2 separate regions of the Homo sapiens genome follow, and region 2 is linked to region 1. A link is an interaction called in ENCODE POLR2A ChIA-PET data of the cell type or tissue named here. Cell type or tissue: GM12878. All regions are shown on one strand.

Region 1 (4,000 bases):
AAAGAAAAGAAAAGAAAACAATAAGGATATCACAGCCAGCCTCCAGGACGACCCTCAGTGATCCTCCTGGTATTCACACCCTTGTGTGGTCCCCTCCCACAGTGAATAGGGCTGACCTGTGTAACCAGAAGGATATGGTGGAAATGAGTGTGATTTCCCAGGCTACTTTATAGGAAACATTGTGGGTTCTACCTCGCTCTCCTAGATCTCTCGTTCTGGGGGAAGCCAGCTGCCATGTTGTGAGGACACTCTATCAGCAGGATGAAGTTCCACTGCAGGGCAACGAGGCCTCCTGCCAACAGTCAGCACTAACTCAGCACCCATGTGGAAGTAGATCCTACAGCCTTCAGCCCGGCCAACATCCTCACTGCAACCTCATGAGAGACCCTAAGTCAGAAGCACTCAGTTAGGCCATTTCTGGATTCCCGACTCAGAGAAACCATGCAAGATAACATGTTTGTTGTTTTAAGCCTCCAGGTTTTAGGGCAATTTACCACCCATCAATAGATAATTAATCCAGGCAGTTCATGTTAACAGAAGTCTTGCTCCTATATGAGAAGTGGCATTGTGGAGTGGTTGAGAGCTGACTCTTCAGCGGCCAAGTTTTGGTGTAATTTGTTACACAATAAAAGATACCTAATAGGAGTGGTGTTTGCATTATAAGAAGAAAACACTTGCTTACCCCCACTCCTCCAACTCCCACACCTACCACCATCTCAGTCTGTCTCAGGAGGGGTCTGAACCTGAGTCCATCTCTGCTCTGCTGCTCTCCAGCCACCCTTCGCTAAAAATAGCTCCCACTCAGAACCTGCTACTCAACATGTGGACCTCAGACCAGCAGCAGCATCCAGGATCTTGTTAAAAATGCAGGATCCCAGGCCCCATCCCAGACCTGCTGAATCAGAATCTGTATTTGAGCAATAAATGATCCCTTAAAGTTTGACTCACAGTACAGTTTGAGAAACCCTGAGCTGTGGCAGTGGCTCTTAATCTTGACTGCACTTTGGAACCATCTGGAGAGCTGTTAAAAGCCCTGATGCTCAGGCATTTAGGGGTGGGGCCAGAGCACCATTATTTTTAAAACCCCCAAGTGATGCTAACATGCAGCCAGGGTTGAGCATCAGTGCTCTAGGAGCAAACCCAGTCTTTTCCCACTCCTAGCCCTCTCCAATCTCCTAATAGCCAGGACTCAGCAGGGCCCAGGATCTCTCCTACACCCTCACCTCCAGGACTGAGAACCACAGTTCAGAGCTCAGCCATACGGATCTGCTTAGTTCCACATCCCTCAATCTCTTGAATCTCTTTCTACCTCAGACACCCCTTCCCAGTCTCCTCTGCCATCCTCCCAGGCAAGCACAGGCACCTCCTACATTTCTGTCCTCCTCCATCCTCTTGCCTCACTTTTCCAAAATTATTTTAATTATAAACCACTTCAAACATATGGAAAAGTACAGAAAATGAGATGTCCATGGATCCACCACCTGGATTTCACAAGTGCTTACATTTTTACCTTATTTGCTTCAGATAGTTTATTTTTGGATAAATAGACATCTTGGACACAGTCCTCATGCCATTCCCTGTCTCCCTATCTTTCTATCCCTGCGTGTACTCTTTTACAATCTATATATAACACCCAGAACAACATATGGCAGAGATTCTGAGGATTTCTCCGTTCACAGTGCCCTTAGTTTCTCTGTACATTTTTTAATGGCATGCCCTAGACTAAAAAAAAAATACCCAATAGTTCGTTTTATTAAGTAGTTAGGTCCAAACAACTTAATACTTATTCACAGCCTAACAACAGCAGCCTTTCAGAAAAATAGCACACATAAACTGAAAGAAGAAATATTTTTTCTTTCATTCTTAACTAACCACAATTACTTGCTAATGGGATGTGTGCATCTGTTGGACACTGAGCAACTTCTCAAAACTTGGAACCACACTGAACACCACCACCCTCATTTTCAGTTCCACACTGATTTTCTTAGCAACTACCCAAAATGTAGCTTGTAAAGATATGACATCATCAAGAGTAATATGGTACTGTCAGATGTTGATATTGTGAAGTGCCTCAAGCTAGTAGTTAGCGTGGTATCTGACAGATGTTAAGTATTGCTGCATTTCCCTCAAAGATGTGAAATATCCCTTGGCCACCCTGTGCCTTTGCTGCAGTGCCTTGCGGTATCTTAGCACAGAATTTGGGAACCACCAATACATAGTATTATGTATGCTCAAAAAAGTTACTTACATGCTATTGTCTCTCCCTTAGCACTCACACTCCCTCTCTTGCCCTAACTTGACCTGCTCCAGGCAAGAGCTCCCCAGTTCCCTTCCCAGCCTGCCTGTCTTCTCTCCAGCTCCAGGCAGACATCTCCAAGAACTGTTTCAACATCTCCACCTGGAACTTTCTCTCTTCACCTGAGACTTTCTCAGCACTTCTGGAAGAATATGCCCCACAGAATGCAGCACCTTGCCCAACAAGCTTGCTCTTCCTCCTGCATTTCTCGTCTCTGGGTGGTACCACTGCCCTCCCAACATCCAGGCCCAAAACCCCAGTATCAGCCTGCTCCCGCCACCATCCTCACCCTGACATTGGCCCATCCAGAGCTGGTGGATGCTATCCATTCCTCCACTTTATTCTCCAAACCAATCTGCCATCGCAACAGCTACCAACGCTTTCCTGGAATCTGCCTCCCCCTCATCCATCTAATTCCTATCTCCAGCTTTTCCCACATTAACCATTTTACACCACACAAGTGGCTCAAAGAGCATAATCACATCTGCTGTGCAGCTTGGAGTCCTCAGCCTCAATCTCCCTCCATCCTCCCTCCTTTCCAGTCCTACCTCCCATTGTTTCCTTTCACAGTTGACCCTAGAGTGAAGTCAGGCTAAGCTACTGCAATCTTTTGTACACCCTCAGAACTCTCCAGGCACCACCCTTTTCCTCCAGTGGACCTCCACCTGACATTCCTTTCCCGTACCTCTCATCTTCTCTATTAGTCAGGGTTCTCCAGAGAAACAAAACCAGTCAGATGTGTGTGTGTGTGTACCCAGATAGAGAGAGACAAATAGAGGTATTTATTATAAGGAATTAGCTCATGAAATTGGGGGGCTGACAAGTTTAAAATCTTCAGGGCAGGCCAGAAGGCTGGAAACCCAGAGAATAGTTGATGTTGCAATCTTGAATCCAAAGGCGGTCTGGAGTCAGAGTTCCTTCTTGTGGATCTCAGTATTTTTTCTTAAGGCTTTCAACTGAATGGATGAGGTCCACCCACATGATGGAGGGTGATCTGCTTTACTCCAAGTCTTCTGATTTCAAAGTTCATCATGCCTAAAAAATAACTCACAGCAATACCCAGACTGGTGTTTGGCCAAAAACTAGGCACCGTAGCCTAGGAAAAAATGACATAAAATTAACCATCACACTCCTTCAAGGCTGAGCTCTAACAGGATTGCCACTCTAGGCCATTGATTCATCCAATAAATAAGTAATGAGCACTTACTATGTGCAAGGCCCTGTTCTAAATGCCAGTGATACCAAAGTAAAACAAAAGAGATTCACACAATAAAAGAGCACGCCTGCCCTCATGGACCTTACCTTCAGAAGCCGAGAAACAGGCAATAGACAAACAAATAAAAATAATACACAAAATCCCATTTTTAAAGTATGCCAACTAGAAAACAACAATGCAGGGGGGAGGGATAGCAATCACAGGAGGAGGTATAGTGTTTTAAATACGGGGATTGGGAAAGGCCACACCCAGAAGGTGACGTTTAAGCAAAATCATGAGGAAGGCCACAGAGCGAGCCATGGGATAAGGGGGAGGGTGGGCTAGGCAAGGCAGTGGCAGGTGCAAACAAGCTGGGGTGTGGGGCCCCTGGGAGGCTGAGCAGACCTCAGGGTGAAGTCAAACAGGGCTGGGGAGACAGAGCGTAGGCCTGGCCGGGCCGTGAGCACTTCAGCTTTACCCTGACTGAGTTGGAAGCCTCTGGAAGGTTT
Region 2 (4,000 bases), 80 kb before region 1:
CCTGTAATCCCAGCTACTCAGGAGGCTGAGGCAGGAGAATCACTTGAACCCGGGAGGCGGAAGTTGCAGTGAGCCGAGATTGTGCCACTGCACTCCAGCCTGGTGACAAAGCGAGACTCCGTCTAAAAAAAAAAAAGAATAGTGCCCTACTGGATGTTAACATACATTACAAATTTATTATCATCAAAATAACATGGTTCTGGCACAAAAATCAATAAGTAGATCAAAGAAACAATAAAGAATCAGGAATAGATTGGGATGTACATATAGAAATCCTAACTATAATAAAGGTGGCATTTATTCAATGGCAAAGTTAGGTTAACTTAATAAGTGCTCTTGGCAAAGGTGGCTACCTAGAAGAAAATAAAAGTTAGACTCCTGGCTGGGTGCAGTGGCTCACGCCTGTAATCCCAGCACTTTGGGAGGCCGAAGTGGGTGGATCATGAGGTCAGGAGATCGAGACCATCCTGGCTAACACAGTGAAACCCCATCTCTACAAAAAATACAAAAAAAATTAGCCGGGCATGGTGGTTGGTGCCTGTAGTCCCAGCTCCTTGGGAGGCTGAGGCAGGAGAATGGCGAGAACCCAGGAGGCAGAGCTTGCAGTGAACCAAGATCACGCCACTGCACTCCAGCCTGGGTGACAGAGCGAGACTCTGTCTCAAAAAAAAAAAAAGTTAGACTCCCTGTCTTACTCCCTAACTAACCCACTGGTTCTCAAATCGGGGCAGTTTTGTCCTTCCACAGACATTAGGCAATGTCTGGAATCTGTCACAACTGCAGGGATGGGGGGTTTGCTGGTAGAATCTTGTGGGTAGACACCAGAGAGTCTACTAAATATCCTACAATGTACAGGACAGTCCCACACACAATTGTCTGATCCAAAATGTCAATAGTACCAAGGCTGAGAAATTCTATCCTTACCTACCTTAACCCTCACAGCTAAACAATTAAAGAGGAATGCTATTAGAAGACAGGTGCCAATGTGAAAACCGGTTTCTCCACTCATGAAACGTGTGGACACTGGCTTGGACAAGTACCACTCTGAGTCTCATTTCCTTCATCTTGGCTTAGGGGAATAAAGATAATATATATCATGAAGCAATGAACAAGGACTCCAGCCAGCCACAGCAGTAAATAAATGGTAGCTATGATGGCTATTATCAAAAATGAGAAATCATATGAAGAAGTACCTGCAAACACATAAATGTTCTTTACAAGAAAAGGGGGCATTATGTTCCTAAGAGATCCAGGTTGCTTGATGGAGTAATTTTGGAGACTTAAACTATAGCAATATATTACAAATTCCCCACGAACAGGAATCGTGTCCATCTCATTCTCTCTAACAAAGACTGCTACCTTAGCGGACCCAAAAGACACGTAATAAATACATTTTTATTTTGTTTTTAGGGAGCAGAGAGAAAATAACACACTGATAATCGTAGAACCATTATTTGCATATAATCATTTGGTGCAGAAACTGAAAAGACCCAGCCAGCCTGCTGAATGGGGCCATTTGGGGAGCTCTAAGTGGTTTGCAGTTGTAGCCCTATGTTCTGAAACCAGCTGGGGAATTAGCAAAGCTTCTGGTCCCACAGTGTAGCCATGGGGACTGGGGATGTTACAAAGCCCAGAAAATTCTCAGAATTCTCTGAGGATGTTTCTATAAGCTCTGGGGCCTCTGAGTTGAAAGATGATGTATTTCTGTGCCATGAGTCTCAAGATGGAACTTGAGTTCTATATTCACCACACACTCCCATTACCCACTCCAAACTTCGGACTGAGAAGTCGTTAATGACTTCTTCAGCCTCATTTTCCTAGACATAAAATGAGAAGTGGGGAATGAGGGAAGGTCATGGTATCTTTTGGTTACAAAACAGTGTATGTCTAAAACCTCTGCTGAAAGCACAGTAATGTTTTCGACAAATATTAACAACAGAAACAACCATCATGAGGACATAATGAGAATTAATTATAATACCGAAAACATACAGGAACAAAGCAAAGTGCTCTCAGACTCTCAGAAACAGGTGTTATGTGAATACAAGCTGCTAATTTGGTTTTTAAAGTCTTTGTAGCCATTTTAAGTTCCAACTCATGGTCGATGATAGGAAGTGAATGAAATGATGTATTCATATTTATAGCATATTTATCATATTTTCATATACTTATAGCATCTTTATAGCATTTACCTCTTTGTAAATGGTTCCATCTTTCAATCATTTAAAATATAAAATTTGGACAGATTTTAGAGACAATCATTATATAAAAATCTCATGAACATTTAAATCATTAATAATGTACTTATATACATCTAAACATTATATCTCACCTACTTCTGCATTCATATCTAAAAGTGTAAAACTCAATGACTAGTCTCATCCAGGACCCATCACTGGTAATGCCCATTATATCTTTTTCAGCTTGAAAAACACACAAAAAAAATCTAAGTTACTTCTGATTGACAAAGAGGAAAAAATGTCAATTTTCAATTCAACAGAGTTGAATAGGTAGACTATTCAATACAAGACTCCCACAAAGATTTAAAGTAAGACAATCTGAGTTCCTATATTTAATATGAGACAGACATATAAATAGAAAACTCCAACGCTTTAGTAAAATTATTTGCAACTAAATTACCTACACTTATGCATACGATTCTCAAAATCATGTCCCTGTAGTCTACCTTGCAATGCTACCAAATAAATCTTCCTAGAGAGTCAATTTTTACTTAAAGATTGTATGTACATGTGGGAAGAGGGGGCCTCTATTTTATTTAAAAACAAATACAGACATTTCATGGTACTGAAGTATTCACCCAAGTTTTAAGATTAACAGGAAATTTCAAAGAAATTCAGTGCTTGTGCATTTGTTTGGGTACCTGCTCACTGTTCTCTGTCATTTCAAAATAGTTCTGGGGAGAGGGTGGAAATCACTAGTGTGCTAATTCTCTCTCTCAGAAGAAACAAACAAACAAAAAATAAATAAAATGTGAGGAAAGACACAGGCCAATCAAGGGCAGCTATAGAACAGGAGTGGGGAAAATGAGCTCTCACACCAACCATGCACGTCTCCTTCTTGTTCTCTCCACCGGGGTAAAGGCCAATGCTTTGGAGGAAGAGAACAAGAGTAACTCGGCAAGCCATTTAGGAGTGTGGATTGGAAAAAATTCTTTCCCCCAAGAGAAGGTGGCTTTACGCTGGCATATGAGATTGAAAAGTGCAAACAAATAATTAACGGTGAATCCTGAAACTTCAACACACCAGAAAAGGGTGTCACTCCAGAGTGAGATGGGAAAATAAGAGGAATAAATTAAGGTAGTCTTGGTGATGCTGGACAGCTCCTCAGGGGGTACGGTGGCAGCCCGGAGAGCTAATCAAATCCTCCACACCCCTCAGGAAGCTAGAGAAAACTGATGAGGAAAGATACCACACCAGAAACGAGGGGCAGCTGCCAGCAACGGGTGTTCGCCCCACCTAAATCGGAATCCAAAATAACGACCCACATGCTAAACAAACACCTTCTCATTCCCCGCTCTGCCTTAAGCAAGAGCTCTGAATTCACCTTCCTCAATGTCTGCTCTCTGGGAATAAACCGGCGGCTGCAGTTTCCCATCACAGTAGCACGCATCAATCAGTGCTAAACCCACCGTTACTTTCTTCCCCACGTGTGATTCCAACAATCAGCGCACTCTAGGGCTGATCCTCGGCCTCGCGTGTGAACATTTTCTAGGGCACACCCCAGTAGGCGCTACCACCCCCTGTGTATTTCGCTTAATTATGAAACCTCTTTCTAGAAGCCCTATAATTCTCCCAAGAGTCAAGGTAATTGGTAAAAATTAGACATGAAAAGACACAAGGCCACTTAAAGAGGACACTTTCGACTGTAATTTTTTAAAGGATTTTCTTTTTAGTTTCAGTATAATTTTGTACTTTCCCAATTTTGCCCTTTTCAAATGCCAAAGAAAATGTTCATATTATCTTGTAGGCTATAAAAAAAA

What was found. ChIA-PET counts read pairs that join two places held together with the same protein. Peaks named below come from ENCODE experiments on the same cell type or tissue, not always from the same donor. Only the 100,000 strongest peaks of a DNase experiment are listed, where the experiment ranks them.
Region 2: POLR2A ChIA-PET joins it to region 1 with 5 read pairs; 5 of 35 experiments call an interaction of 5 or more read pairs at or near these places.

Annotation. Positions count from the first base shown.
Region 1 is chr3:16,502,405-16,506,404 of GRCh38, forward strand. All of the region lies in intron 1 of RFTN1 (raftlin, lipid raft linker 1), which reads right to left. Among named protein-coding and RNA genes, the nearest start is that of RFTN1, 9.3 kb to the right of the region's middle. In GM12878, no CTCF peak of the experiment used is centred here; a DNase peak (open chromatin) is centred at 1,957; H3K4me3 peaks cover 41 bases; H3K27ac peaks cover 2,216 bases.
Region 2 is chr3:16,422,505-16,426,504 of GRCh38, forward strand. The region is part of intron 3 of RFTN1 (raftlin, lipid raft linker 1); the gene reads right to left. Among named protein-coding and RNA genes, the nearest start is that of RFTN1, 89 kb to the right of the region's middle. In GM12878, no CTCF peak of the experiment used is centred here; a DNase peak (open chromatin) is centred at 1,727; H3K4me3 peaks cover 261 bases; H3K27ac peaks cover 1,811 bases.